Linked DNA regions of Mus musculus: region 2 is linked to region 1. Evidence: chromatin loops called from intact Hi-C (ENCODE). Cell type or tissue: gastrocnemius. All regions are shown on one strand. Each heading gives the region's core, and the rest is flanking DNA. Links, peaks and the distances in the headings are about the cores only.

What was found. Hi-C counts contacts between places; a loop is a spot of excess contacts. Peaks named below come from ENCODE experiments on the same cell type or tissue, not always from the same donor. Only the 100,000 strongest peaks of a DNase experiment are listed, where the experiment ranks them.
Region 2: a loop joins it to region 1, with 9 times the contacts of the local background. A loop is called at or near these places in 4 of 42 quality-filtered maps.

What each region holds. Positions count from the first base shown.
Region 1 is chrX:91,879,882-91,895,558 of GRCm38, reverse strand. It overlaps the pseudogene Gm16465. Among named protein-coding and RNA genes, the nearest start is that of Gm5071, 45 kb to the left of the region's middle. In gastrocnemius, for the core only: no CTCF peak of the experiment used is centred there; no DNase peak of the experiment used is centred there.
Region 2 is chrX:91,393,777-91,409,453 of GRCm38, reverse strand. No RefSeq gene overlaps it. Among named protein-coding and RNA genes, the nearest start is that of Gm5072, 9.1 kb to the right of the region's middle. In gastrocnemius, for the core only: no CTCF peak of the experiment used is centred there; no DNase peak of the experiment used is centred there.

The DNA of each region.
Region 1 (15,677 bases), core at 4,389-12,388:
TGGCCACTCAGCTCTTATATCCCATGAGGCTAGACTCATTGCACGGGATAGAGTGAGTGTGCTTCAGCAGCCCGAGAGAGTTGCAAGGCTAAGCACTGCAATGGAAAGGCTCTGCGGCATATATGAGCCTATTCTAGGGAGACATGTCATCTTTCATGAAGGTTCAGTGTCCTAGTTCCCTTCCCCCAGGCAAAACGACACGGGAGCAGGTCAGGGTTGCTCTGGGTAAAAGCCTGTGAGCCTAAGAGCTAATCCTGTACATGGCTCCTTTACCTACACACTGGGGATTTGACCTCTATCTCCACTCTCATTAATATGGGTGGCCTATTTGCTCTTATTAAAAGGATAGGGGGAGATGTTGGGAGCCGCGCCCACATTCGCCGTTACAAGATGGCGCTGACAGCTGTGTTCTAAGTGGTAAACAAATAATCTGCGCATGTGCCAAGGGTATCTTATGACTACTTGTGCTCTGCCTTCCCCGTGACGTCAACTCGGCCGATGGGCTGCAGCCAATCAGGGAGTGACACGTCCGAAGCGAAGGAGAATTCTCCTTAATAGGGACGGGGTTTCGTTTTCTCTCTCTCTTGCTTCTTGCTCTCTTGCTTCCTGCACCCTGGCTCCTGAAGATGTAAGAAATAAAGCTTTGCCGCAGAAGATTCTGGTCTGTGGTGTTCTTCCTGGCCGGTCGTGAGAACGCGTCTAATAACAGATTACATTCATGGATTTCCACATATTAAACCATCCCTGCATCCCTGGAATGAAACCTACTTGGTCAGGATGGTTGATTGTTTTGATGTGTTCTTGGATTCGGTTAGCGAGATTTTTATTGAGTATTTTCGCATCGATATTCATAAGGGAAATTGGTCTGAATTTCTCTATCTTTGTTGGGTCTTTCTGTGTTTATGTATCAGAGTAATTGTGGCTTCATAGAATGAATTGTGTAGAGTACCTTCTGCTTCTATTTTGTGGAATAGTTTGTGAAGAACTGGAATTAGATCTTCTTTGAAGGTCTGATAGATCTCTGCACTAAACCCATCTGCTCCTGGGCTTTTGTTGTTGTTGTTGTTATTGGGAGACTATTAATGACTTCTTCTATTTCTACAGATTCAATGCATCCCCATCAAAATTCCAACACAATTCTTCACAGAGTTAGAAAGGGCAATTTTCAAATTCATCTGGAATAACAAACAAACAAACAAACAAACAAAAAAACGAAAATAGCAAAGACTATTCTCAACAATAAAAGAACCTCTGATGTTATCACCATTCTTGACCTCAAGCTGTACTACAAAGAAATTGTGATGAAATCTGCCTGGTAATGGTACAGTGATAGACAGGTAGATCAATGGAATAGAATTGAAGACCCAGAAGTGGACACACACACCTATGCTCACTTGATCTTTGACAAGGGTGCTAAAACCATCCAGTGGATAGAAACTAGTATCTTCCTCAAATGGTACTGGGTTAACTGGTGTTTAACTTGTAGACGAGTGTGAATTGATCCATTCTTATCTCTTTGTACAGAGCTCAAGTCTAAGTGGATGAAGGAACTACACATAAAACCAGAGACACTGAAATTTAGAGGAGAAAGTGGGGAAATCCTCGAAGATATGGGCACGGGAAAAAAATCCTGAACAGAACAGTAATGACTTGCATTGTAAGTTCATAATCTTCATAAAATTGCAAAGCTTCTGTAAGGCAAGGACATTGTCAATAAGACAAATAGTGCTACCAACAGATTGAGAAAAAACTTTATCAATCCTAAATCAGATAGAGGCTAATATCCAATAGATAAAGAACTCAAGAAGTTGGACACCAGAAAACCAAATTAACCTATTAAAAAATTCAGTACAGAGTTAACAAAGAATTCTCAACTGAGGAATACCAAGTGGCTGAGAAGCACCTTTAAAAAATGTTCTATATCCTTAATTATCAGGAAAATGCAAATCAAAACAACCCTGAAATTCCACCTCACAACAGTCAGAATGGCTAAGGTCAACAATTCAGGTGACAGCACATGCTGCTGAGGATGTGGAGTAAGAGGAATACTCCTCCATTGCTGGTGGAATTGCAAGTTGGTACAACCACTCTGGAAATCTGTTTGATGGTTCCTCAGAAAATTGGACATAGCACTACCAGAAGATCCAGCAATAGCATTCCTTGGCATATACTCAGAAGATGTCCCAACATGTAATATGGACACATGCTCCACTATGTTCATAGCGGCATTATTTATAATAGCCATAAGCTGAAAAGAAACCAGAATTACCTCAACAGAGGAAAGGATACAGAAAATGTGGTATATTTAGACAAAGGAGTACTACTCAGGTAATTTCATACAATGAATTTATGAAATTCTTGGGGAAATGAACAGATCTGGAGGATATTTTCCTGAATGAGGTAACCCATTCTCTAAAGAAGACAGGTGATATGCACTCACTGAAAAACTAGCCCAGAAGCTCAGAATCCTTCTTAGAATGAGGAACAAAATACCCATGGAAGGAGTTACAGAGACAAAGTTAGGAGTAGAGACTGAAGGAATGACCATCCATATATTGCTCCAGTTGGGGATCCATCCCATAAACAAAACAAAACCCAGACTGTATGACAGATGCCAACAATAGCTTACTAACAGGAGCCTAATATAGCTGTCTCCTGAGGGGCTCTGACAGTGCCTGGCAAATACAGAAGTAGATGCTCACATTCATCCATTAGATGGAGCACAGGGCCCCCAGTGAAGGATCTTGAGAAAGTACCTAAGGAGCTGGAGCAGTTTGCATCCTCCTAGAAGGAACAACAATATGAACTAGCCAGTAACCCCAGAGCTCCCTTGGATTAAACCACCAACCAAAGATTAAACATGGTAGGATTCATAGCTCCAGCTGCATATGTTGTAGTGGATGGCCTCGTCAATCATCAATGGGAGGAAAGGCCCTTGGTCCTGTGAAGGCTCTATGCCCCCAGTGTAGGGGAAAGCCAGGACCAAGAAGCTGGAGTGTGTGTGTTGGGGAGCAGAGGCAGGAGGGAATAGGGGATTTTCAGAGGAGGCTTTCAGTAACCAGGCTGAGAGAGCAGCAAGGAGAGATGAGGCTGGTGGTTTCCATGCTGCCAGGATTCCCTCCCATGCCTAACCTAGAAGCTCCTCCTACATTTAGATAGCCCTTGATGATGGCTATCTCTGTGCTGAAGACAAGCCAGTCTTCTGAGTAGTGGGGCATTCATGAGTGTGTGGGAATACACTAATACAATAACTTTTGTTATGCATGGGGAAAATATACATACTTTTTTGTTATATTGTTAATATTCCTGTAATTGAAGATTAATTTGTTTTATATTTGCTTCTTTATCTAATATCTGCCACGTTTACTGCTCTTTGTCAAGGGTAATAGACTTGGGGTTTTAAAGTTATTGGAAAATCTTTGCAAATGTCTTCTCAGTAAGTGTAAAATGAGACATGGAAAAAGGTTTCATAGTACATGATGCTCTATAATTGGTAAAACAATGTAAAGTGATCAGTTCATCCTTGTCGCTCTTGGTTTTGTCTTTAGATCATAATTTTAATAGAAATAAACTTGGTTTCATTACCTTACCAAACTCCTTAAGAAAATAAACTGATAAATTTAGCCTCATATCCAATGTCCCTATAATTTCATTATTTTGCCCAGTCATCCATAGGACATCAGTTCTTTTTTTTTTCCAGCCATTAAATTGTATTAATTTTTGAATGTTCCATTCACTATTTCTTTTTTTATTATATATTTTCTTCATTTATACTTCAAATGTAGTCCCCCTTTCCAGGTGTCCCCTCTGAAAACCCCCTATCCCCTCCCCCTCCCCCTGTTCATTCACCCACCCACGGCCATGGCATTCCCCTATACTGGGGTATAGAACCTTTACAGGACCAAGGCCCTCTCCTCCTGTTGATGACTGATTACTCCATCCTCTGCTACATATACAGCTAGATCCATGAGTCCCACCATGTGTATGTAGTCTTTGATTGGTGGTTTAGTCCCTGGGAGCTCTGGGGGTACTTGATAGTTCATATTTTTGTTCCTCCTATTGTGCTGCAAATCCCTTCAGCTCCTTAGGTCCTTTCTCTAGCTTCTCATTGTGGACCCTGTGCTCAGACCAGTGGATGGCTGTGAGCATCCTCTTCTGTATTTTTCAGGCTAAGAGACTGGATATATAAACAGGATCCAACATTTTGTTGCATATAAGAAACAAACCTCAGTGGGAAAGACAGATACAATCTCAAAGGAAAAGGCTGGAATTTTTTTCTAAGCAAATGGTCACTATAAACAAGTTGGAGCTGCCTTTCTAATACCCCCCAAAATAGACTTTCAACCAAAAGTTATCAAACAAGATGTGGAAGGACACTTCATATTCATCAATGGAAAATTCCACCAAAGGAAGTCTCAATTCTGAACACCTATGCTCCAAATGCAAGTGCATCCACATTAATAAAAGAATCATTACTAAAGCCCAAAGCACACATTGCACCTCACAGAATAATAGTGGGAGACTTAAATACTTTACTCTCATCAGTGAACAGGGCATTTAAACAGACACAGTGAAACTAACAGGAGTTATGAACCAAATGGATTCAGCAGATATCTATAGAACATTTCACCCTAAAACAATAGAATACAACTTCTTCTCAGAACCTCATGGAACCTTTTCCAAAACTAACCAAATTATCAGACATAAAACAAGCCTTAACAAATAGAAGAAGATTAAAATAATCTCATATATTCTATCAGATCACCACAGACTAAGGCTAGAAACGGAAAGCCACAACAAAGTACAGAATGGAGGAAAAAAAATCACTAACCCTATATTTGACACAGAGCTAATATCCAAAATATATAAATAACTCAAGAAGTTAACCTCCAAATTCCAAATAAACAAATTAAAAAATTGAGTACAGAGCTAAACAGAAAATTCACAAATGAAGAATCTTTAATGGCCAAGAAGCACTTAAAGAAATATTTATTTTCTTGAGTTCTGTAGAATGTATCCTGTGTATTCAGTATATTTTAGGCTAATATCCACTTACTAGTGAATACATACCCTACATGTCCTTTTGGGTTTGAGTTACCTCACTCAGGATAATATTTTCTACTTCCATCCGTTTACCTGCAAAACTCATGATGTCCTCATTCTTAGTAGCTGAAGAGTAATTCACTGTGTAAATGAACCGCATTTTCTGTATCTTTTCTTCTGTCTTGGGACATCTAGTTCTTTTTTTCCTGCTTCTGGCTGTCACAAATAGGGCTGCTATTAACATAGTGGAACATGTGCTCCTGTGACATTATGGGGCATCTGTTGAGTATGTGACCAAGAGTGGTATAGCTGGGTCTTCAGGGTGATCTATTTCCAATTTTCTGAAGAAACTCCAGGCCGATTTCCAGAGTGGCTACACCAGTTTGCAATCCTACCAGCAATGGAATAGTGTTCCTCTTTTTACACATCCTTACCAACATGTGCTGTCACCTGAGTTTTTTATCTAGCCATTCTGATTGGTGTAGGGTGGAATCTCAGGGTCACTTTGATTTGCATTTATCTGATCACTAAGGACTTTGAATTCTATTCTTTTTTGTTCAGCTATTAAAAACAACGAACTCATTAAATTCTTGGGCAAATGAATGGAACTAGAGAATATCATCCTGAATGAGGTAACCCAATCACAAAAGAACACACATAATATGCACTTACTGATAAGTGGATATTAGCCCAGAAACTCAGAATACCCAAGATATAATTCACAGGCTACAGGAAGCTCAAAAAAAGGAAGACCAAACTGTGGAGACTTCAGTACTTCTTAGAAGGGGGAACACAATAATTATGGGAGGAGATACAGAGGCAAATTATGGAGTAGAGACTGAAGTAAAGGCCATCCAGAGGAACACTGGTTGCCCGAGGCTCACTGTGCGCATTCTGGCCTTGCTGTGGCTGACAGGAGACTCCGAAGCCGTCCTCAGGTTAAAAGAAAAATGAAGTACATTATAGTTACTGGTGGTGTTATATCCAGAATTGGAAAAGGAGTCATCGCCAGCAGTGTTGGCACAATACTTAAATCATGTGGCTTACATGTAACATCAATTAAAATTGGCCCCTACATTAACATCGATGCAGGAACATCCTCTTCTTATGAACATGGAGAAGTCTTTGTGCTGGATGATGGTGGAGAAGTTGACCTTGACTTGGGACATTATGAGAGACTCCTTGATATCCATTTCACCAAGGACAATAATCTGACCATAGGAAAGATATACCAGTATGTCATTAACAAGGAGAGCAAAGGAGATTACTTAGGGAAGACTTTTCATGTTGACCCTCATATCACTGATGCAATCCAAGAGTGGGTGATGAGACAGTCATTAATACCTGTAACGGAAGATGGCTTAGAACCTCAAGTGTGTGTTATTGAGCTTGGTGGTTTAAGATTCCCGAAGCCGGGCCTCCCCTCAAGTCCTGAGATGAGCTGGCCAGCACACCAGTGACCGGAGAGAAAACCACACCTAATGCAAACTTCACGAGGTCTTATTATCAGCTAGCTGAGGATGAAGTCCCTCCACTGTGCAGGGCAGGGGAGTTCGACCCTGAGCAGTGACAGTAGGGTCTTTTAACAGCTAGATGAGGAATTAGGAGGAGAGTTGGGAGGAGTTGGGAGGAGAGTTCTTCTCTTCCAGGTGTCCTTGGTGAAATTTACAAGGCAGGAGTGGGGAGTGAGTTCTTTCTGAATTTTTATCTCTGTGTCCTTAGCACAGGAAGGCAGACATTTCTGGTTGTAAATTATAGAAACAAAAAGGCTTTTTGCTGGCTATAGAGAACAAAGAGCTTCTTTCTGGCTGTATTTTTAGAGATCAGGGAAAACGAGCTTGGGGAATGTCCAGAGGCTTTACCTTCCAGGGAGAAATGCTCTAAGTCAGGGTCCCACAGTGGCACAGTGGGAGACATTGAAAGCATGCCCTTCATTGAGGCCTTCCACCAGTTAAAGAGGTAAAGAGGGAAAACTTTTGTAATATCCATGTTAGTCTGGTTCATCAGCCAAGTTCAACAGGGGAACAGAAGACAAAACCCACCCAGAACCGTTTTCGGGAACTTAGAGGACTCGGGCTTTTTCCAGACTTAGTGGTGTGCAGGTGCTCAAATCCTCCAGACACACCTGTGAAAGATAAAATATCAATGTTTTGCCATGTGGAACCTGAACAAGTGATCTGTGTTCATGATGTTTCGTTCATCTACCAGGTACCCTTATTGTTAGAAGAGCAAGGGGTTGTAAACTACTTTCTTCAGAGACTTGATCTTCCTACTGAGAGAGTCACGAAAAATGCTGATGTAATGGAAAGAGATGGCAGGCAGATACGATCACTTGCTGGAGACCTGCTCTTGTGGGTAAATACACTAAATCTCAGACTCCTATGCCTTTGTCATTAAATCTCTAGAACATTCTGCACTGGCTATTAACAAGTTGGAGATCAAGTACACAGATTCCACAGACCTGGAGCCAAGTACCCTGCAGAAAAAGCCTGTGCGCTACCTTGAGGCATGGCAGAAGCTCTGCAGTCCTCATGGAGTGCTGGTTCCAGGAGGATATGGTGTTTGGGGAACAGAAGGAAAAATTCAAGCAATTGCTTGGGCTTGGAAACAGAAGAAGCCTTTTTTGGGTGTGTGCTTAGGAATGTAGCTAGCAGTGGTAGAATTTTCAAGAAATGTGCTCAGAGGGCAAGATGCCAATAGTACAGAGTTTGACCCCAATACTAGTTATCGTGTGGTCATAGACATTCCAGAACATAACACTGGGCAAATGGGTGGAACCATGAGGCTGGGCAAGAGGAGAACCCTGTTACGGACTAAGAACTCAGACATGAGGAAACTCTATGGAGACACAGACTACTTGGAAGAAAGGCACCACCACCGATTTGAGGTGAACCCAGTCCTGAAAAAGTGCTTGGAAGAGCAAGGCTTGAAGTTTGTTAGCCAAGATGTTGAAGGAGAGAGGATGGGGATCATGGAGTTGGAAGATCATCCATTTTTTTGTTGGAGTGCAATATCACCCTGAGTTCCTGTCCAGGCCTATCAAACCCTCTCCACCCTACTTTGGCCTCCTCCTGGCCTCTGTGGGGCAGCTTCCACATTACCTTCACAAAGGTTGCTGGCTCTCACACAGGGACACTTACAGTGACAGAAGTGGGAGCAGATTCCCCAACTCAGAAATCACTGAACTAAAGTTTCCATCAATAAGTCAGGACTGATCTGGATGAGTCTTCAACTTCAGCTTTGACAGTTTACAACTATGATTTTACATCCTGCTTTTGACACTTCTTTTAAATTACGTTTTTATCAAGATTATCTTATTATGGGGGAAAGCATTTGGAAAACTTTATCATTTGCATGTCCCATCATTTACACTGGATCCTGCAACACATGTATTTGTGCGACAATACCTTTGCAGTTTTTGTGCTTCTGTGATGGGAAACAGGACTCTGGATGGAACCTGATGGTGGCTGCTGGCTGTGGTTAAGGGCCATCAACCACCTTGTTTTCCAACCACTTGAGTCACTGTCATTGGAGTGAATTGTTGTTTCCCTGGGGTGCCAGGACACCCAGTGCTGGGTTGCTAACTGGGTGTTGCTGGCATCTCAGTGCTGCTGAGTTACAGGGGACTAAGTGCCAGCTGTGGTTGCCCTCACCATCCAGAGGGTTGTTTGGTTCGTTGATACATCAGAAAAACTTTGTCTGTATAAAGTATCACAAAAAAAAAAAGGTCATGCAGAGATTGCCCATCCTGGGGATCCATCCCATATACAGTTACCAAACCCAGACACTATTGTGGATGCCAACAAATGCTTGCTGGCAGGAACCTGATATACCTGACTCCTGAGAGAGTTTGCCTGTGCCTGACAAATACAGAGGTATTTGAGAGGTAGATGCTCACAACCAACCATTGGACTGAGCACAGGGTCCCCAATGGAGTATCTAGAGAAAGGAGTGAAGGAGATGAAGGAGTTTTCAACCCCATAGGAGGAACAAAAATATCAACTAACCGATACCCCCAGGGCTCCCAGGAACTGAACCACCAACCAAAGAGTACACATGGAGGGACCCATGGCTCCAGCTGTATAAGTAGCAGAGGATGGCTTTACTAGAAATCAGTGGGAGGAGAGGTCCTTGGTCCTGTGATGTCTCAATGCTGCAGTGTAGGAGAATGCCAGGACAGGGAAGCAGGGGTGGTTGGGTTGGCGAACAGAGGGAGGGGGGATTAGATAGTGAATATTCAGAGTGGAAACCAGGAAAAGGAATAACATTTGAAGTGTAAATAAAGAAAATATCTAATAAAAATACTAAAAAATAGAATGCAAAGTAATGGGTTTCAATATAGAATATTTATACAAATTATTAATTTTCATGCCTGTTCCTATTTTGTGTGCCTTCTGGTCTCATTCTTTCAGTCAGTAACTTCACTTCTGATTTATTTTGTTCATTTTCTCCTCTCCCTTTTTTAAAGCTATTCCATTTAAAATATTTTAAAGTTATTCTTTGAAAATTTCATACATAGGTATGGTGTCCTTTGATCGTATCTACCTCTGATATCCTCCTCCAACTTCTCCTGGATTGTCCTCACCATGCTCTTCTATTTCATATTCTTGCTTTCCCACTTTTTTATTTAATTATTTATTCACTTTACATCCTGATTGCAGTGCCCTCCCTCTTCTCCTTCCAGTCCCACCCTCACACCCCTACCCCTCACTTTCCATGGGAGGCCCCCATGTGTCCTAGCCCACTGTGGTACATCAAGTCTCAGTAGAACTAGACACATTCTCTCCTACTGAGGACAGAAAAGACAGCCCACCTTGGGGAAATGGATGAGAGAGTGAACAGAGAAGGCCCCCATTCCAATTGTTAGGTGCCTCATATGAAACCAAGCTGCACATCTGTTCCAAATTTGTAGGGGCATAGGTCCAGCTCATGCATGCTCTTGGGTTGGTGGTCAGTGTCTCTGAGCCCCCATGGCCCTACGTTAATTGACTCAGTAGGTCTTCATGTGGTGCCCTTGACCCCTCTGGATCATTCAGTTCTATCCCCTCCCTACTCTTTCACAAGACTCTCCAAGCTCTGCCTGATGCTTGGTTGTAGGTCTCTGCATCTGTTTCTGCCCAGTACTGGATGAAGCCTCACAGATGACAGTTATTTTAGGCTCCTGTCTGCAAGCATAGCAGAGTATACTTAACAGTGTCAATAATTGGTGCTTACCCATGGGGTGAGCTCAGCTTGTGCCAGTCATTGGTTGAGCATTTCCTCAATCTCTGCTCCATCTTTATCCTTGCACATCTTATAGGCAGGACAAAATTTGGTTCACAGCTTTTGTGAGTAGATTGGAGTCCTCCTCCCTCCACTGGAAATACCTCCTGGCTATAGGAAATGGCTACTTCAGGCTCCATATAACCCACATCTAGGAGTCTCAGCTAATGTCACCCCCACAGACTCCCAGGAGCCTCACCCATCCCAGGTCTCTCCTGTAACAGAGAAGAGTCTCTATCCCAGGATTTCCATTCTCTCTCACAGCCCTCTCTCCCCTCCTGATCCACACCCTAGGTCTCCTCCTCACTCCCTCTCCCACCCAGTTCCTCCCCTCCACCCAACTCCAATGTCTATTTTATTTCCCTTTCGGAATGAGATTCAAGCATTGGGACCTCTTTGTTACTTGGCATCTGTGGGTCTGTGGATTATAACAGGGTTATACTGTAGTTTATGTCTAATATCATCATCATTCTTTTCCTTTTTATTATCTATGGAATCAAAACAGTGATACTAAGTTGTTCATTGGTAGAAAGCCATACACTTGTCAAAGTTTAGGAAAATTTCTCCTACTAGACAAACATATTATAAGGTAAATCAAGATTTAACAAGGAAAGCAAGAATAATTGTTTAGATTTTATCACATATAAATGGAATGAATATAGGAATAATTAGCAGGAGAAACTATACAAACACATAAAAGTTGAACAGTCAGTTAGTTGGTCCTTGGAGAAGTCAGGAAGGATTTTCAGTTTCATATTCAAATAGAAATAGAAACAAAGCATGCTAGTATTTATGGGACTGGTAGATTGCCCTTACTCCAGTGGATGACTCTACATTTATGAGCACCAATTTAACTCAGTGGGTTAAAATAATCAATCAATCAACCAATCAATCAATCAAGGAGGAATCCCAGTAAAAAACTAATAATGCCCTTTAATGTAATAAAATAAAAAAAGAGACAAACCCAAAATAAATGGAAGAAACTATGATCAGAGATGACATTATGAAATAGAAGGTCAGGAAAATACCATAACTTTCCCGAAATAATAAAATGGATGAAACATCCATTTAAACTAACAGAGATACAGGGGATCAAATTAATAGCAGTACAGATCTGCCTATCCTATGAGCAAGCACCAAAATCTGACACTATTAATGTTGTTATGCTTGCAGACAGGTGTATGTTGCTGGCAGAGAGGCTCCAGCCAGCATCTAACTCAGAAGGACACAGACACACATAGTCAAACAGTGGATGGAGCTTGGGGAATCTTAAGGAAGTCTAGAAAAGGCTTTCAGCCCCTAAAGAGGATAGAAACACCAAAAGAACTCACTAACTTTGATACTTGGGGCTCTCAGAGAATGAACCACCAACCAAAGAGCATACTGGGGATGGACTTAGCCTGTAACCCCTACACATATGAGAATTTAATATGAATGCTAGTTTATATCATATAGTATTTGATTATTAGATTTGCTTTTTCACTCAAGCACTCAGTATTTGTGTGTGTGTGTGTTGAGATCTACTTGGGTCAAAATTATGTACATGTGTGTGTGTGTGTGTGTGTGTGTGTGTGTTTGTGTATGTACGAGTGTTTGTGTGTGTGTAGCAGGAGCCACATACCAAATCATGTATACTCTTTGATTGGTGGTTTAATCCTCCTTGGGGAGGGTCTGGTTAGTTGGTATTGTTCTTCCTATGGGGTTGCAACAATGTACTTGTTCTAAGCTATGAATTTATTTAAGGATTGTTGAAGCATCCTCAATATTATGTATTACAAGTATAGCTTCTATGTTAAATTATTAGTGGATCTGTGTATATGTTTGTTTCCAGTAAAAATTTTAGGACATTCCTGCTTCTGAACATGATTAGTGAGGTTTAAACTTAAACATTTTACTTTCCAGTTATTTATCCAGTGACATTAAATATTCATAAACATTTAGTAAAGTAATATTTTTACATTACCCATTGTAGTAATTGTCTATGGACATTTCAAAATTCATTTCTTCAATGGATAATCATTAAATACTCACCTATGGCTACTTGTTACTCATATGACACAAGTGTTCAACATTTTTGGTGAAGTACAATTTATCTACATTATTTTAATAGATTTAAAACAAAGTCTGAAAAGTTGTCGAAGTGTTCCAATGTTACAATCATTATACATTATAGATTACATATTACATTTATTTTTTATAAGCTTTGGTATAAAAAGTACAAATAAAAATATGTCAGATGCCAAAATTAGCCAGGCCCAAAGTGTATACATCTCAGTGAGCTTCTATATAGCCATTATGAATCTGTAAAGCTTCAGATGGGGTTTTATGCCTTCACCATCAAATGTACTTTTATGTATTTATGCACAACAAAACCCAAAACTTTCTTGGCAGAAGCAGAATTATAAAAACTGTTATCTTTTTGTCATCTTTTATAAGTCCTATCCATTACCTGCATTCAGTCTTTCACATCATTTTAATATAAAAATATTTTACCACATGCCATGCTGTACTATTTAAATATAAACAATAAAATTTGTTGAGAAAATTGTGTTGTTAGAAATTATTAAACACAGTAAGGAATGGATTGTTTAAAAATCTGCCTGGATGGTCCTTCCTTTCATTTCAGTTCCGAACTTTGTCTCAGTAAATCCTTCCATGGGTATTTTGTTCTCCATTCTAAGAATGAACTAAGTATCCACACTTTGGTCTTCATTCTTCTTGAGTTTCATGTGTTTTGCAAAATGCATCTTGGCTATTCTAAGTTTCTGGGCTAATATCTGCTTATCAGTGAGTGCATATCATGTGTGGTCTTTTGGGATTGAGTTACTTCACTCAGGATGATATCCTACAGATCCATCCATTTGCCTAAGAATTCCATGAATTCATTGTTTTTAATTGCTGAGTAGTATTCCATTGTGTAAATGTACCATATTTTCTATAGCCATTCCTCTGTTGAGGGACATCTGGATTCTCTCCAGCTTCTGGCTATTATAAATAAGGCTACAATGAAAATAGTGTTTCATGTGTCCTTATTACAAGTTGGAACATCTTCTGGGTATATGCCCAGGAGTGGTATTGTTTGATCTTCCAGTAGTACTATGTCCAATTTTCTGAGGAACACCAGACTGATATTCAGAGTGGTTGTACCAGCTTGCAATTCTACCCGGGTGTCCATCCCATATACAACCACCAAACCCAGACACTATTGCATATGCCAGAAAGATTTTGCTGACAGGAACCTGATATATCTCACTCTTGTGAAGCTATGCCAGTGCCTGGCAAATATAGAAGTGAATGTACACAGTCATCTATTGGTTAGAACATAGGGTCCCTAATGAAGGAGGTAGAGAAAGTACCCAAGGAGCAAAAGGGGTCTGCAACCCTATAGGAAGAACAACAATATGAACTAACCAGTACCCCCAGAGCTGTCTCTAGTTGCATATGTAGCTAAGGATGGCCAAGTCGTCCATCAATGGGAGGAGAGGCCCTTGGTCTTGGGAAGATGATATGCCCTAGTACAGGGAAATGCCAGGGCCAGCAAGCAGGATTGGGTGGGTTGGGGAGCAGGGCGGGGAGAGAGTATAGAGGACTTAGGGATAGCATTAGAAATCTAAATGAAGAAAATATCAAATATCCATTATATGAGTGTATCTTATAACTATGGATTGGTAAAGCTAACTGTAGATTTCTGTAGTATATATGAAGTATCACTGAGTTTCAATTTAACTGTATTAATATTTTAATTTATATTTTAAACTTGAGAATTACAGCAAATGAATTTCTCTTGTAATGGTGTGTCTGCAAGTACTAAAAATATGTTGGTAGATTTCAAAAAGTACATTGGAAAATAAGTCTTCTTTTACAAGCATTTTACTGGTATTCCCTTGTTCTTACTGATTTGCTTGGGGTATGGGCAGTGAATTTCATACATTGATAGGCATGTGCTTAGTGAAAAACCACCAACAGAAATTGCTACAGGAGAAGCATACCAGCAAGTTCTTAAATTGATCACATCAGCTGTAAATTGCTGTTGGTTCAATAGTTCACACAGAAACATGCAAGATTGGGGGGCCTAAATTATTTGGCTGAATTCAATGATAGATTCTCTTCTGATCCTTTCTTCCCCTTTAAGAAATGTCTAAATGAGATGAGCAAAAGCTTGAGGAAAACTTAAACCATGGATGAAGCTATTTTTCCCACCAGGAAATGTTCTAGCATCATTTGCAGTAGCTTTTTGTGTTGTTACACAGACCCAGGCAAGTGTTTCATGTTCTATTTGAGCAGGGTAGCTAAGTTTTGCAACATTAATATTGATACAAAGAAATAAATTACCTGTCATGTTTTGTGTCCTAATGATGGTACACAAACTAGAGAATGTTCCCATTCTCTCTCATGCTCCCCTCATTTTCCTCCTTTATTTCTCTTATACCTCCTGTTCTACAACTTTTTCTTACCTCCTCCATTGTCTAGTTAATTTCTAATTGTTTTGCTTTTAAAAAGTGTATTATTTATATATATTGGATATTAGTCCCCTATCTGATTTAGGATTGGTAACGATCCTTTCCCAATCTGTTGGTGGCCTTTTTGTCTTATTGACAGTGTCTTTTGCCTTACAGAAACTTTGCAATTTTATGAGGTCCCATTTGTCAATTCTTGATCTCACAGAACAAGCCATTGCTGTTCTATTCAGGAATTTTTCCCCTTTGCCCATATCTTTAAGGCTTTTCCCCACTTTCTACTCAATAAGTTTCAGTGTCTCTGGTTTTATGTGGAGTTCCTTGATTCACTTAGATTTGACCTTAGTACAAGGAGATAAAAATGGATTAATTCACATTCCTCTACATGATAACCACCAGTTGTGCCACCACGATTTGTTGAAAATGCTGTCTTTTTTCCACTGGATGGATTTAGTTCCCTTGTCAAAGATCAATTGACCATAGGTGTATGGGTTCATTTCTGGGTCTTCAAATCTATTCTATTGGTCTACTTGTCTGTCACTATACAAGTGCCATGCAGTTTTTATCACAATTGCTCTGTAGTATAGCTTTAGGACTGGCATAGTGATTCCACCGGAGGTTCTTTTATCCTTGAGAAGAGTTTTTGCTATCCTAGGTTTTTTGTTATTCCAGATGAATTTGCAAATTGCCCTTTCTAATTCAATGAAGAATTGAGTTGGGATTTTGATGGGGATTGCATTGAATCTGTAGATTGCTTTTGACAAGATAGTCATTTTTACTATATTGATCCTGCCAATCCATGAGCATGGGAGCTCTTTCCCTCTTCTGAGATCTTTTTGATTTTTTTTTTTCAGAGACTTGAAGTTCTTATCATACAGATCTTTCACTTCCTTAGTTAGAGTCACACCAATGTAT
Region 2 (15,677 bases), core at 2,926-10,925, 480 kb after region 1:
CTGGCAACTTTATTTACCAATCAAAACCAACTGGTGGAAGGGACCCTTAGCATCTTACATGCTGAGTCTTTGCAATTTTGGGAACCCAATTAACATAATACAAGTGTTAGAACCTATTCCACTCCCTCCAACAAGATCATACCTACTCCTAAAAGGCCACACCTCCTAATCCTTTCAAATAGTGTTATTTTAAGCAACCAAGCATTCAAGTCTACAAGCCTATGAGGACCATGCTTGGTCAAACTACCACAGGCTCTTAATTTCTTCCTTCCTTCTCTTCTTTAATGTTTCCTGAGCTTTATATATAGGAGTTGTATTGAAGATGTGCTAACTGTGGCTAGACACATCATATTCAGTTATTCTCTGCATTTTGATCAGTAGTGGATTTTTGTAGTTGCTTGTGTCTGCTGCAAAAACAAGCAATTTTGAGGAGAGGTGAGAGTTAAACTTACTATGGATATAATGATATGTTTTTGAAATATGATAGGCAGTTTTATGGATTTAGGAAGATAGCAGTAGAAATCTCTTCTCATGGATCCTGGGGTAGGTAAACAATACAAGGCATGTATTTCTATGTTGAGTGAGCTTTAAATCCAATTAGACAGTTGAAAGTGTCATTATTTGCTCCCTACTAGCCATTGTTGAGGTTACAGGCTTTAGAGCCAGATATTTTTTCTTTCTTTGGCAAAGTGCCTACTACCTTCTGATGTTATGAGAACTAGACCTACGAGTATAGACATCAAGTCAGCAGTAGCTTGATTCCTCCAAGTTGTAACCAACATATATATGTTAAGGCTTTATATCACCCAAGTTAGAGTTGCTATCAAACAATACATTCTGGTGAAGATACAAGGAAATATGAAGACTAAATATTTTCCCAAAGAATGTTAATTAGACTAGCCATTGTAACTCTAAACCATATTATGTCCAAACTTACAAATAGAAATAACCTATGATGTACCTATAATGCTTTAAGGTATATACACTTACCCACAAACACACAAAAATAAAAGTCAGGTTATCCTAGGGATAAATGCACACTCATATTTATTGTGGCACTATTAATAGTATCCAACTAATGAAATCAGTTTTACTGTCCATATGTGTGTATGTATGTGTGTGTATATATATATATATATATATATATATATATATATATATATATATATATATATATCGAGGGATCAGAAAGAGATAAGAAGATATTAGATGTTACAGGAGATGAATATTATCCAAATATAGGCATAGATGAAAATTACACATTGGACAACATTGCTGTATATAGTTAACATGTGTTATTGATGTATGCTTACAAACCAGTAACTGGCCCAGAAAATATGTGAATGTATAAAGCAGTTTGAAAAGTGGGCATACAAAACATCACTATAGTAAAATCAGAAGGATAGTCAAATGAAAGAAGTAATTAGAGCATTTATGAACAGCATTAAATATAAAACAACATCTAAAACATACCTAATAAAATTTGAAAGAAATATACAAGTTCTTTATGTAAACAAATGTAAAAGCTATCTGATAGACTCTGGAAACATAAGAATCCCATAAAGATGTATACTGTGTACCCGTTTAAAAAGGGCAAATTGTGAAGGTGTCCAAGATTTTCACATTTTAAAAAGACGCATTCTGTTGCACATGGCTGTGAAGATGACAGTGACACTCTAGTTGATCTTTCCCATGACTGAACTCAACCATGAAATAATAGAAAGGCAAATCACAACATTGTCAATAAGAAAAAAAGCCTTTAATCTGTGTGAAACGAGAACCTGTATATGGTTCCTGAAGTGGAGGCAGATCTGTAGACGGAAACACAATGAAATAAGAGAATTGGATAGAGACAAACTTTGAAAGATTGGCCCTTATGCTTCTGACTATGGTCTGAAACCACACAAGTTTTAGTGCTTCACTGAAGATACTTCAGTTGCTGTTAGCATGGGAGACATATTAGGATAGTGCAGACATTTAAGTTACTTGAAAAAGTGTTAGTCTAGAGATTATGCTAAGTGATCTGTAACCTATTTAATAGATGGAGATTATTAAGTAATTTCTTATCATTATAACACAATATAGCTATAAGAAGTTTGATAGTAAAAATTGTTTGTTGTATCTTAAAAGACTGAACATTATTTTTGTTCAGATAAAATAATGTGGATTATTTAATATTGTTAATTGAGTCAAGATGCAACATGCTTTGATGTTTTTCATCTTGCTCATTTGTCTTTTGTATTTTTTTTAACCTTGGGATTTTTTAAATTATTATTATTTATTTAGAATTTTCTTTATTTACATTCCAAATGGTACCCCCTTTCCTGGTCCTTCCCCTGAAACCACCTACACCCTACCCCTGCTTCTATTAGGGTGTCTACCCTACAACCTCTTCTGCATCCCCACCTTCACATTCCCCTACACTGGGGCATCAAGCCTTCACAGGACCAAAGGGCTCTTCTCCCACTGATGCCTAACAAGGCCATACTCTGCTATATATATGCAGTTGGAGCCATGGGTCCCTCAATGTGTACTCCTTGGTTGGTGATTTAGTCCCTGGGGGCTCTGGGGGTCCTGGTTGGTTGATATTGTTGTTCTTCCTATGGAGTTGCAAGCCCCTTCAGCTCTTTAAATTTGTTCTCTAACTCCTCCATTGGGGACCTCATGCTCAGTCCAATTGTTGGCTGCAAGCATCTACCTCTGTATTTGCCAGGCTCTAGTAAAGCCTCTCAGGAAACAGCTATATCAGGCTCCTGTCAGCATGTACCTCATAGCATCCACAGTAGTGTCTGGGTTTGGTCCTGTATATGGAATTGATCCCCAGTTGGGGCAGTCCCTGGATGGCCTATCTTTCATTCTCTGCTCCATATTTTGTCTCCATATTTGCTCCCATGAGAACTTTGTTTACCCTTCTAAGAAGGAATGAAGATTTGACACTTGGATCTTCCTTCTTTTTGAGCTTCATGTGGTATGCGATCTGTATCTTTGATATTCCAAGCTTCTGAGATAATGTTCACTTATCAGTCAGTGAATACCTTGTGTGTTCTTTTGTTTTTGTTTTTTTTAAATTAGGTATTTTTCTCGTTTACATTTTCAATGCTATCCCAAAGGTCCCCCATACCCACCCCTCCAATCCCCTACCCACCCACTCCCCCCTTTTGGCCCTGGCATTCCCCTGTACTGGGGCATATGAAGTTTGCAAGTCCAATAGGCCTCTCTTTGCAGTGATGGCTGACTAGGCCATCTTTTGATACACATGCAGCTAGAGAAAAGAGCTCCGGGGTACTGGTTAGTTCATATTGTTGTTCCACCTATAGGGTTGCAGTTCCCTTTAGCTCCTTGGGTAATTTCTCTAGCTCCTCCATTGGGGGCCGTGTGACCCATCCAATAGCTGACTGTGAGCATCCACTTCTGTGTTTGCTAGGCCCCGGCATAGTCTCACAAGAGAGAGCTATATCTGAGTCCTTTCAGCAAAATCTTGCTAGTGTATGCAATGGTGTCAGCATTTTGGAAGTTGATTATGGGATGGATCCCTGCATATGGCAATCACTAGATGGTCCATCCTTTCGTCACAGCTCCAAATTTTGTCTCTGTAACTCCTTCCATGGGTGTTTTGTTCCCATTTCTAAGAAAGGGTAAAGTGTCCACACTTTGGTCTTCGTTCTTCTTGAGTTTCATGCATTTAGCAAATTGTATCTTATATCTTGGGTATCCTAAGTTTCTGGGCTAATATCCACTTATTAGTGAGTACATATTGTGTGAGTTCCTTTGTGATTGGGTTACCTCACTCAGGATGATAGCCTCCAGGTCCATCCATTTGCCTAACAATTTCATAAATTCATTTTTTAATAGCTGAGTAGTATTCCATTGTGTAAATGTACCATATTTTCTGTATCCATTCCTCTGTTGAGGGGCATCTGGGTTCTTTCCAGCTTCTGGCTATTATAAACAAGGCTGCTATGAACATAGTGGAGCATGTATCCTTGTTACCGGTTGGGACATCTTCTGGATATATGCCCAGGAGAGGTATTGCTGGATCCTCTGGTAGTACTATGTCCAATTTTCTGAGGAACCGCCAGACTGATTTCCAGAGTGGTTGTACAAGCTTGCAATCCCACCAACAATGGAGGAGTGTTCCCCTTTCTCCACATCCTCACCAAAATCTGCTGTCACCTGAGTTTTTGATCTTAGCCATTCTGACTGGAGTGAAGTGGAATCTCAGTGTTGTTTTGATTTGCATTTCCCTGATGATTAAGGATGTTGAACATTTTTTCAGGTGTTTCTCTGCCATTCAGTATTCCTCAGGTGAGAATTCTTTGTTCAGCTCTGAGCCCCATTTTTTAATGGGGTTATTTGATTTTCTGGAGTCCACCTTCTTGAGTTCTTTATATATATATTGGATATTAGTCCCCTATCCGATTTGGGATAGGTAAAGATCCTTTCCCAATCTGTTGGTGGCCTTTTTGTCTTATTGATGGTGTCTTTTGCTTTGTAGAAGCTTTGCAATTTTATGAGGTCCCATTTATTGATTCTTGATCTTACAGCACAAGCCATTGCTGTTCTATTCAGGAATTTTTCCCCTGTACCCATATCTTCGAGGCTTTTTTCTACTTTTTCCTCTATAAGTTTCGGTGTCTCTGGTTTTATGTGGAGTCCCTTAATCCACTTAGATTTGACCTTAGTACAAGGAGATAGAAATGGATCAATTCGCATTCTTCTACATGATAACCGCCAGTTGTGCCAGCACCATTTGTTGAAAATGCTGTCTTTTTTCCACTGGATGGTTTTAGCTCCCTTGTCAAAGATCAAGTGACCATAGGTGTGTGGATTCATCTCTGGGTCTTCAATTCTGTTCCATTGGTCTACTTGTCTGTCACTATACCAGTACCATGCAGTTTTGATCACAATTGTGTGTTCTTTTGTGATTGAGTTACGTAACTCAGGATGATATTTTCTAGTTTTATCCATTTGTCTAAGAATTTTATGAAGACATTGTTTCTAATAGCTGAATAGTACGCCATTGTGTACATGTACCACATTTTCTATATCCATTCCTCTGTTGAAGGACATCTGGGTTCTTTCCAGCTTCTGGCTATTATAAATAAGTCTCCTATGAACATAGAAGAGCATGTGTCCTTGTTATAAATTGGAGGATCTTCTGGATGTATGCCAAGAATATATAGGTGGGTCCTCATTCAGTCAACAGACAATCTAATCATGAATAACAGGACAAACAGCTCCCATGCTTTCTTCCAACATTATCTCTTAAGAAAGGTTAATGCTAAGGCTATCTGTGAAGTTATGTGTTTTCAAGGCATAACTATAATGTGAACATTTAAAAGAGAAGAAAAATAAAGCCTTAATTCTGACCTTTCTCATACCTTCCTACCTACATTCGTATATACATAAACACACACACACTCACACACACACACACACACACACACACACACACACACACACACACAATGCAGGTACATAGTACATATATAACGTTATCTGTTTATAGGATGGATCCCTGGGTGAGGCAGTCTCTAGATGGTCCATCCTTTCGCCTCAGCTCCAAAATTTGTCTCTGTCACTCCTTCCATGGGTGTTTTCTTCTCAATTCTAAGAAGTTGCAAAGTGACCACACTTTGGTCTTCATTCTACTTGAGTTTCATGTGTTTTGCAAATTGTATCTTTTATCTTGGGTATTCTAAGTTTCTGGGCTAATATCCACTTATCAGTGAGTACATATCATGTGAGTTCTTTTGTGATTGGGTTACCTCACTCAGGATGATGCCCTCCAGGTCCATCCAAGTACTTGCTGACAAAAGCATGTTATAGCTGTCTCCTGAGAGGCTATACCAGTGCCTGACGAATACAGAGGTGGATGCTCTCAGCCAACCATTGAACTGATCACAGGGTCCCCAATGGAGGAGTTAGAGAAAGGACCTAAGGAGCTGAAGGGTTTTGCAGCCCTATAGGAGGAACAACATTATGAACCAACCAGTAACTCCAGAGCTCCCAGGGACTAAACCACCAAGCAAAGAGTACACATGGAGGGACCCATGTCTCTAGCCGCATATGTAGTAGAGGATGGCCTTCTTGGACATCAATGGGAGGAGTGGTCCTTGGTCCTGTGAAGGCTCTCTGCTCCACTGTAGGAGAATGCCAGGACCAGGAAATGGGTGTGGGTTGTTTGGTGAGTAGGGGGAGAGGGGAGGGGATAGGGGGTTTGGGGAGGGAAAACCAGGAAAGGGGATAACACATGAAATGTAAATAAAGAAAATATCTAATTAAAAAAAGAACTTATAAGAAATTTCCAAAATGTATATCCATGGAGTTGTTCTGATAAATCTATAATTTTGAGTAATATTGGAATATTTCTTCAAAATATAAAGGATATGGAATATAATTTTTAAAGTGTTGGGTATTTAATAATGTATAGTGAAGTGGTTATTTTATTTTCACACCTTATTGATAGTCACCAGAAGAGACCCTGTAGAAAGATATGAGTGGTCTGGGTTCATAATGTGGTGGTTAGAGATACCCTAGAAGGGACCTGTATGTGGCTTTATTCAGGAAGGGGTCCTCAGAGAATCCTAGAGCTCGACTGCAGCACAGGTGAGTATGGTCAGACTATGTTTGAAGAATGGATGTGGGGCCCTGGAAAAGCCTAGAGTTTATCTGCCTTGCATTTGGAGTGGCTAGCCTAGGCCTGGACACTAGAAGTGAGGCCTCTCAACAGATTGAGGATAAATTCGTGGCTGGGGAGAACAGGCATGCTCACCAACCTAGACTCTGGATGAAGATGTGGAAAATCTGGATAGTGCTGTCAGAGGCAGCACAGAAGGAGCCTGTTGGTGATTGCAGGTAGGGCTGGTTCTGGCAGAAAACTAGAGGATGACTGTAAAGCAGAAAGGATTGTTTACATTGTATAGGGGAAAGAAATTGATACTCCAAGGAAGCCTCCAGAAAAAAGCTATGCCAGGGGTAGAGGGGCTTTGCTTAGCCAAGTTTTCCCTGAACATCCACATATGATAAAAAGGGATGAAATAGCTACAGTACCAAACTAGGGACTTTGTAACCCACGAAACTAGCAGATACAGCATGGGAAAACAGGTCTATGTTCTCCTTTGAACCTGGGAAGATCAGAAAAGATTTTGTGAGGTCCTCTGAGTTCCCAAGGGTAGAGAAATGTAAGGCGTCTCTGTGGAAAAAATCCAGGATATAGAAATGTAATAGCTCAGAGAGAATGATTAAGAATTACCATCTCCTATCTATGATTTGTACCCAATCTGGATTTGAGGAGGAAGCAATTGATTTAGATGGATGGAAAGTTTCCATGCTGTAAATTAACTTCTTTCTCTCCAACTCTAGTTTCTTATTAGTAATGAACTTCTGGGGTCAACTAATACTTACTCAGAACATATGACAACACAAGAGAGCTTTAGAGTGTGTCACCAAGACATTTTAATCCACTTTATCTATCTATCTATCTATCTATCTATCTATCTATCTATCTATCTATCTATCTATTTATGGTTTTAGGAGACAGGGTTTCTCCGTGTAGCCTTGGCTGTCCTGGAAATTACTCTAGACCAGACTGGCCTCGAACTCAGAAATTTGCCTGCCTCTGCCTCCCAAGTGCTGGGATTAAAGGTGTGCATCACCACGCCCAGTTTCCTTATCCCACTATTTTCTATGAGATGGTGTTTTTGGATGTTGTCCCCTCTTGCCAATTCTCTGGGAAAGGTTTTGTTATATAGATGACATAATGATAACCTTGACATGTTTTGAAAGTTTGGGAAAACTTTGGAGAGTAAACCAGGTACAACGTTATTCCTATCTACCTTACAAACTTACTAGGGTAGGAAAGGCCAAAAATGTTATTGAATGAAATCCTCAGTTGCTGAGATCCTTTAACTCCTGTAAGTTGTCCAGAGAAGCCCCTGAAGCCCTACTGTTGGTTATATGGCAGTACTAGATGGTAAGACTCTCCTATTTCTGAAAATCTTACTTTGTAAGACATAGAGAAATTTTTCAGGACTGAACTGCAAACGTCAATCCTTTCATGGTGCAAGAAGGGCAAACAGACTGCTAGTGGAAAACTGTCCCGATATTCTTGCTTGACGGTGGACCTTACCTGGTAAATACTGACATGCACAGCAGAATGTGCCTATTTACAGAGTACTTACTTTGCTACGATGAGAAAGTCCAGCAGCTTTCTGATAGGATTTAAGGCCTGTTCCACAAGAGGAAATTCAAATTTATACTCATAGATCATCGTTATTGTTGACTGACTCAACTCATAACCACTGGTAAAGCAGCAAATGACCTTTGCTGTGGCAGTGTAGCCTAATACTTAGGTAAATTTCTGTAATCACCCCTTCCAAGACTCAGGGATCATTGTGGAAGATGGAGGCAGAAAGAATTTAAAAAGTATTGTATATCATATTCCTTCAGATTGAAATATTCCATCCTGCAAAGAAGCTCCTTAAAACAAAGTAAACTCAGATGTCAACAGAGGAATGGATACAGAAAATGTGGCACATTTACACAATGGATTTACACATTTACTACTCAGCTATTAAAATCAATGAATTTATGAAATTCTTAGCCAAATAGATGGATCTAGAGGATATCATCCTGAGTAAGGTAACCCAATCACAATTGAACTCACTTGATTAGCCCAGAAACATAGAATACCCAAGATCCAATTTGCAAAACACATAAAAAAAGAAGAAGGAAGACCAAAGTGTGGATACTTCATTCCTCTTTCGAATAGGGAACAAAATACCCATTGGAGGAGTTACAAAGACAAAGTTTGGAGCTATGACGAAAGGATGGACCATCCAGAATCTACCCTACCTGGAGATCCATCCTATAATCAGCCACCAAACACAGACACTATTGCACATGCCAGCAAGATTTTGCTGAAAGGACCCTGATATAGCTGTCTCGTGTGAGGCTATGCCAGGGCCTGGGAAATACAGAAGTGGATGCTCACAGTCAGCTATTGGATGGAACACAGGGCCTCCAATGGAGGAGCTAGAGAAAGTACCCAAGGAGCTGAAGGGGTCTGCAACCCTATAGGTGGAACAACAATATGAACTAACCAGTACCCCTCAGAGCTCATGTCTCTAGCTGCATATGTATCAAAAGATGGCCTAGTCGGCCATCACTGGAAAGAGAGGCCCATTGGACACGCAAACTTTATATGCCCCAGTACAGGGGAACGCCAGAGCCAAGAAGTGGAGGTGGGTGGATAAGGGAGCAGGGTGGGGGGATGGTATAGGGGACTTTTGGGATAGCATTTAAAATATAAATGAAGAAAATATCTGATAAAAATTAGAAAAAAGAAAAGGGGGTGAGAATGGAAAAAATAAATAATAAATAAAATGTCTTTATCTAAAAAAAAAAAAAAAGAAAAAAATACACACACACATGCAAACACAAAAGCAGGTAGTGGTGGTCAGACTAAGCCAGGTGTAAGGATGTGGGATCCTGAATAAGCGTAGAGGTTGCCTGCCTTACATGAGCACTAGGCATAGGACAGGACTCTGATTGGCAGACCAAAGCTACATATGGCAAGTTTCAGAAAAGCTGTGGATCTGATGTTCAAGAGACTTACCAGACTTGACCTTGTATTACCCAGACTGCAGGAGTATGGAGTATTTTGGAAGTCTTGGAACTGAGGAGTGATTTCAGGTAGTACAGAAAGACCTGTGGGTGATTTTAGGTAGTGCAGGATAAGGTGGCAGCCTAGATGTTAGCTGTAATATAGGCAGGGTTACGACACTAGGCTAGGGAAGTACATGTGGTCTGGGATTAGATTTGGCAAGTTGTGGCAAAGATTTGGGTTGGGAAGTCAGGTGTACTAACAAGAAGATGTGGTAAATCTGGTTACTGAAAGTCATGGTAGAGGCTGCACAGAAGGGACCTTTGTGTAGCTGCAGGAAGGCAAGTCCTGGCAGAAACATAGAGATTATCTGCTATGCAGGCAGGGGTAGTCAGAGTAGGTAAAACAAGAGATGTGAGACAGACTTGAACTGGTCAAGTGCAGTGTAAGCCAGTGTAGCTAGACTAAGTCCAAGGTCAGGTTTTGCAGACCTCTTAATATCGTATGGTTTGAGGAAAAGATGTGATCAAGGGAACACACCAGGGTAGACATAAGGAGAGAACATGGGAAATCTGGGTCCAAAGTAGGGGGGTTCAGTTAAAGCAGGACCTAGCAGAAACCTATATGTGGGCTCTGGTGCTGTCAGATATGGTCCAACAAGGCTGGGGCACAATTTAATGGACTTTAGGCTACATCTGGCAGGTTGGTCAGGCAACGCACCATGCTAGACCCTGAAGGATGATGTGGGATATCTATGAAACAGTTGTCATGTTTTCAGGTGACACAAAAGGGAATTTTCTGTGGTTTCAGGTGGGCACATCCTGGTGGAAGCTTAGAAGTTGGCTAGAGCACAGGGATGAGTGATCAGACTGGGATGGCAAAGGGATCTTGTACCCTCAGTAAACCTAGAAGGTGCATGCTCTGCATGCAGGGATGGCCAAACTGGGATGGGACAATGTTTGGGTGACCAGGTGACCTGGGATAGATCTGCCAGGATTCACAAAAGGCCTGGATTGGAAGATCAGGGGAATTTGGCAGGCTAGACCATGGAGAATATGAAAATGGAGGGTGCTTGCTGGGGGCTGAGGAGAAAGAGCCTGTTGTCAGTTGCAAGTAAGGTAGGTCCTGTCAGAAACCTAGAGGTTGGCTGCATAAAGCTGGTATGGCAAGAGTAGGGCAGTGCAAGTGTTATGGAACCCTGAGGAAGCAAGTAGATTTCTGCAGCACAGTTAAAGGTGGCAGAACTAGGCCAGGGCACTGACCATGAAAGCTAGGACATGGCAGGTTGTGGAAAAAGCATGTAAAGGAACATCAGGCATACTCCCTAGACTACATCCTGGGAGATTATGAGAATCCAGTACTAACTAGGGTGGTTGAGACCTAGCAGAAAAGCCTGGTGATGGTTTTAGGTAGGGCAGGTCTCAGTGGAAACCTAGAAGTTTAATGATGTGCAAGCAGGGGTGGCCAGATTAGGCAGGGGTAAAGAATGTAAGATGCAGTGGAAAACAAGAGGTTGACTGTGGGACATGTCAGGGTGTAAGACAAAGCCAGGGCACTGCTTGTATTACCCAGACTGTGTGTAGCTGGCTAGGGGAAAGGAGTGGGTGGGGAAAGTGAGGTGTACGCCCCAGGCTTTACCCTGAAGGAAGATGTGGTAAGTCTGGGTAATAAGTGAAGTGGGGCCAGTGGAGGCAGCACTGGAGGAACCTGTGTGTGGCTATAAGGTGGGTCCTGGGGGATGTCAACGGTTTGGTGCCAGGGCAGGTGAGGGTAAAGAGACTGTGTAGATTGGAGAAAAAAAAAACTGTGGATGAATATGCTAAGACTCACGAACCAGGCCTGATCCGGGAGGATTACAAGGGGATGATTGGTGGCTACACAGAAGGAATCAATAGTTGAATTTAGGAAGAGTGGGTCCTGGCTAAAATCTAGAGTGTGGCTGCACCAAAGGCATGGGTATTCTACCTAGGGCATTGCTAAGCATGTGGAACCCCAGGGAAGCCAATGGTTTGGCTGTGGCATAAACAAAGAGCCAAAATAGCCTGATCTGCTCCACAGGTTGTGCATCTGGGAAGCATAGGCCACATATTGGAAAAGGCATAAATGGGAAGATCAGGTGGACTCACTAAGCAAGATCCTAGAGGAAGACTTGGGAAATCTGGGTAGCAAGTAGGGTAGTTGAAATTAATGCTGAAAAGACCTGTTGGTTGTTTCACATAGAAAAGATGCTGGGAGAAACCTAGAGGTTGGCTTCAGCTGGAGACAATGTTCAGACTTTGTCAGGACAAGGGATGTGGGACTTTGGGAAAGCATAAATGTTGGCTTCAGTGCAAGACATAGTGGCTAAACTAAGCCTGGGCATTGCTTGTGTGGCCTGGGCTACATGTGGCAGGATACTGAAAAGGTATGGATGGGAGCTCAGAGGAACACACCAGACTAGACCCTTGAGAAGGATGTGGTGAATATAGGTAATGAGTGGGTTGGAAGAGGTGATAGAAAAGGGTCCTGTGAGTAGTTATAGGTAGGGAGAACCTAGATTTGTCGGGAAACAGGTGGTTATGGACAAACTACGCAGAGGCAAGGAACGTGAGACCTATTGGAAGCCTAAAGGTTGGCTATAGTACAAGTGGAGCTAGCTAGAGTAGGTTGGGGTACAGGTTGTGTGACATGGGCTCCATCTTGCAGGTTGAGGAAAATGGGAGGGCTAGAAGTTATCACCAGGCTAGACCCTAGAGGAGGTCATGGGAAATCTGGTGTACTGGCTGGTCAGGGTCCCCAATGAAGGAACTAGAGAAAGTACTCAAAGAGCTGACGGGGTTTGCAGCCCCATAGGAAGAACAACAATGTGAACTAACCAGTACCCCCAAAGTTCCCTGGGACTAAACCACCAATCAAAGAAAAGACATGGTGGGACTCAAATGTCTCTAGCTACAAAAGTAGCAGAGGATGGCCTAGTAAGTCATTAATGGGAGGAGAGGCTCTTGGTCCTGTGAAGGTGCTAAGCCCAGATGTAGGGGAATGCCAGGGCCAGGAAGCAGGAGTGGGTTGGTTGGGGAATAGGGGAAGGGGGAAGGGGATAGGTAGATTTTCAGAGGGGAAAATAGGAAATGGGATAACTTTTGAAATGTAAATAAAGTTAAAATATGATTTAAAAAATTGATACAAGCTGAAGTTATCACAGAGAAATGGGCCTCCCTTGAGAAAAGGACTCCATGGGATCGAACTGTAAGGCATTTTCTCCATTAGTGATCAAGGGTTGGAGGGACCATTATTGATATGGTGCCATCCTTGGGCTGGTAGTCCTAGGTTCTATAAGAAAGCAAGCTGAGCAAACCAGGAGAAGCAAGCCAGTAAGTAACATCCTTCCGTGGCCTCTGCATCAGCTCCTGCTTCCTGACCTGCTTGAGTTCCAGTCCTGACTTCTTTTAGTGGTGAACAGCAGTGTGGAAGTGTAAGCTAAATAAACCCTTTCCTCCCCAACTTGCTTCTTGGTCATGATGTTTGTGCAGGAATAGAAACCCTGACTAAGACCTCTGGGTACTGAATTGGACCTGTGGGTGATGGCAGGTCCTGGAAGAAGCCCAAAAAAATAGGCACAATGCAGGCAGGGTTAGTCAGTCTATGCCAGGGTAAGGGATATATGACTCTTAGGAGGTCTAGAGGCTGGCTGTTTGTGCATATGAGGGTCGTAAAACAACTGTTGTGGGATGAGAGCTTGATCTGGTGGGTTAGAAATGGAGATCAGGGGTGCTTACCAGGTTATAGTTGGAGGTGTACTTGAAAGGTCTGGGTACCAATGGGTCTTGGTCAAGAGGCAAAGACCTTTGGGTGGTTACAGATAGGGCAGGTCATGCTAAAAACCTGCAGGTTTGCTGTGGCACAGAAAGTGATGTTCAGCTATGGCAGGGGATGTGGGAACTGGGAAAACCCTATAGGTTGACTGAAAGCTGTCAGGCAAGGATGATAGACTAGTCCAGAGCCTTGGTTATAGAATGAGGATTTGATTTGTCAGGTTGCAAAAAGATGTGAATGGGAGATCAGGTGTACTCACCAGGCTAGACTCTGGTGGAGGGTGTGGTAAGTTCCATTAAGCAGTGTGGTAGGAGATGTTGCACAGAATGGCCCTGTGAGTGTTTGCTGATAGTGGAGTTTCTGGTTGGAGCAGAGATGTTGATTGCTGGGTGGGCTGGTGTGACTAGACTAGGTCAGGGCAAGGGATGGGGTACCCTGGAGAAGGTTAGATATTTGCTATGTTGGAGGTGAGGATGGTCTGTCTAGCCCTGGGCACTGCTTGGGGAGCCCTGGATAGATCTGACCAATTTAAGGAAAGGGCATGAATGCAGAGATGAGTTTTCTTCACTAGGCTAGACCCTAGGGAAGGATGTGGGAAGTCTGGGTGCTTGCTGCGGTTGGGAGGATTAGAAGGCACCTGAGACTGATTGTAGGTTGAGCATGTACTGGTGGAAGCCTAAAATCCTTTTTTAATGGCTTAGTTCAATGAGATGAGAAAGAATAATGAAACATATGCTTTAGTCATTTTAGTCATAAAGTACTTTGACTGTTGTTTAAAATACTATCATTTGTTATGTTGCATTTTACAACCATTTTTTCCTTAAGACATAACATATCTTATTGTACTTTTCAGATACTCCTGAGCAAGAACAGGCACAGACTACCTGCATTGAAAACTGTATTGAGCACAACAACAGTGGAAGGAGAATTGTAGAAAACTGCCCTTCCTTTCTAGGTGGACATTTCTCTTCCATTTGCATAGTTTCTAATTGTTATTCATAAATATATAGTACACAACAAGTTACCCTTTTCATTTTTTTGTGATGATCTATTCAATAATGTGATGGAATTACAAGGAGAACATTTAAAGTAATTAGATTCCAATGACTCTAAGTGTAGATCCCAATTTTAAAAGTATTGTCTATATAAAGAAAGAGAATACATCTCTTTCAGCCATTCACTCACTCTCTCATCTTTTTATTTTCTGTTTTATTATTTTATTTTGAGGCAGGATCTCTAGGCCAGGCTTTGTAGCAAAAAGATAACCTTGAACTTCCCAGGTGCTGGGATTGTTTTGTTGTTGTTGTTGTTTTCTTTTTTTGTTTTTTATTATTATTATTATTATTATTATTATTATTATTATTATTTTATTTACTTACATTTAAAATATTTTCCCCTTTCCAGGTCTCCCCTTTGGAAACCCCCTGTCCCATCTCCTCTCTCCCTGCCTCTATAAGGGTGCTCCCCCAGCCACCTACCCTCTCCTGTCTTCCTGCTCTGGTATTCCCCTACAGTGGGGCATTGAACATCCTCACGACCAAGGTCCTCTCCTCCCACTGATGACCAAAAAGGCCATTTCTCTCTCTTTCACTTTCACTGTACCACTTCATCCTTCTTTTCTTCCTTTCCTTTCTCCAAGCCCTCTTCCTTCCTTATGTCTCTCCAAGCCTGATGGTGACATTTCTTAAGAACTGGATCTATTTCTACCTTTGTCTTGTACTTCCAGAGCTGTGAACATGGTCTGTTGTTCAAGGGAGAGGCTCTTGGCGCTGTGAAGGCTCTATGCCCCAGTGTAGGGGAATGCCAGGGCAAGGAAGCTGGAGTGGGTGGGTTGGTGAGCAGAAGGAGGATGAAGGGATAGGGGATCTTCAGAGGGGACACCAGGAAAGGGGAGGACATTTGAAATGTAAATAAAGAAAATATATAATAAAAAAACAAATAGTGAATGGGAACATTTAAACAATAATATAATTTAATGGCTGATAAAAGAGAGCTGATGTCCAAAGGATGACTGGGGAAAATAATGAAATGACAGAGACACTGGATATGAGGCTAAATTTATCCGTTTATTTTCTTAAGGAGTTCGCTAAGGTAATGAAACCAAGTTTATTTCTATTAAAATTATGAACTGAAGACAAAACCAAGAGTGACAGGGATGAACTGATCACTTCACTTTGTTTTACCAAATGCAGCACATCACATTCTGTGAAACCTTTTCCCATGTCTTGTTTTACACTTACTGAGAAGACATTTGTAAAGATTTTCCAATAACTTTAAA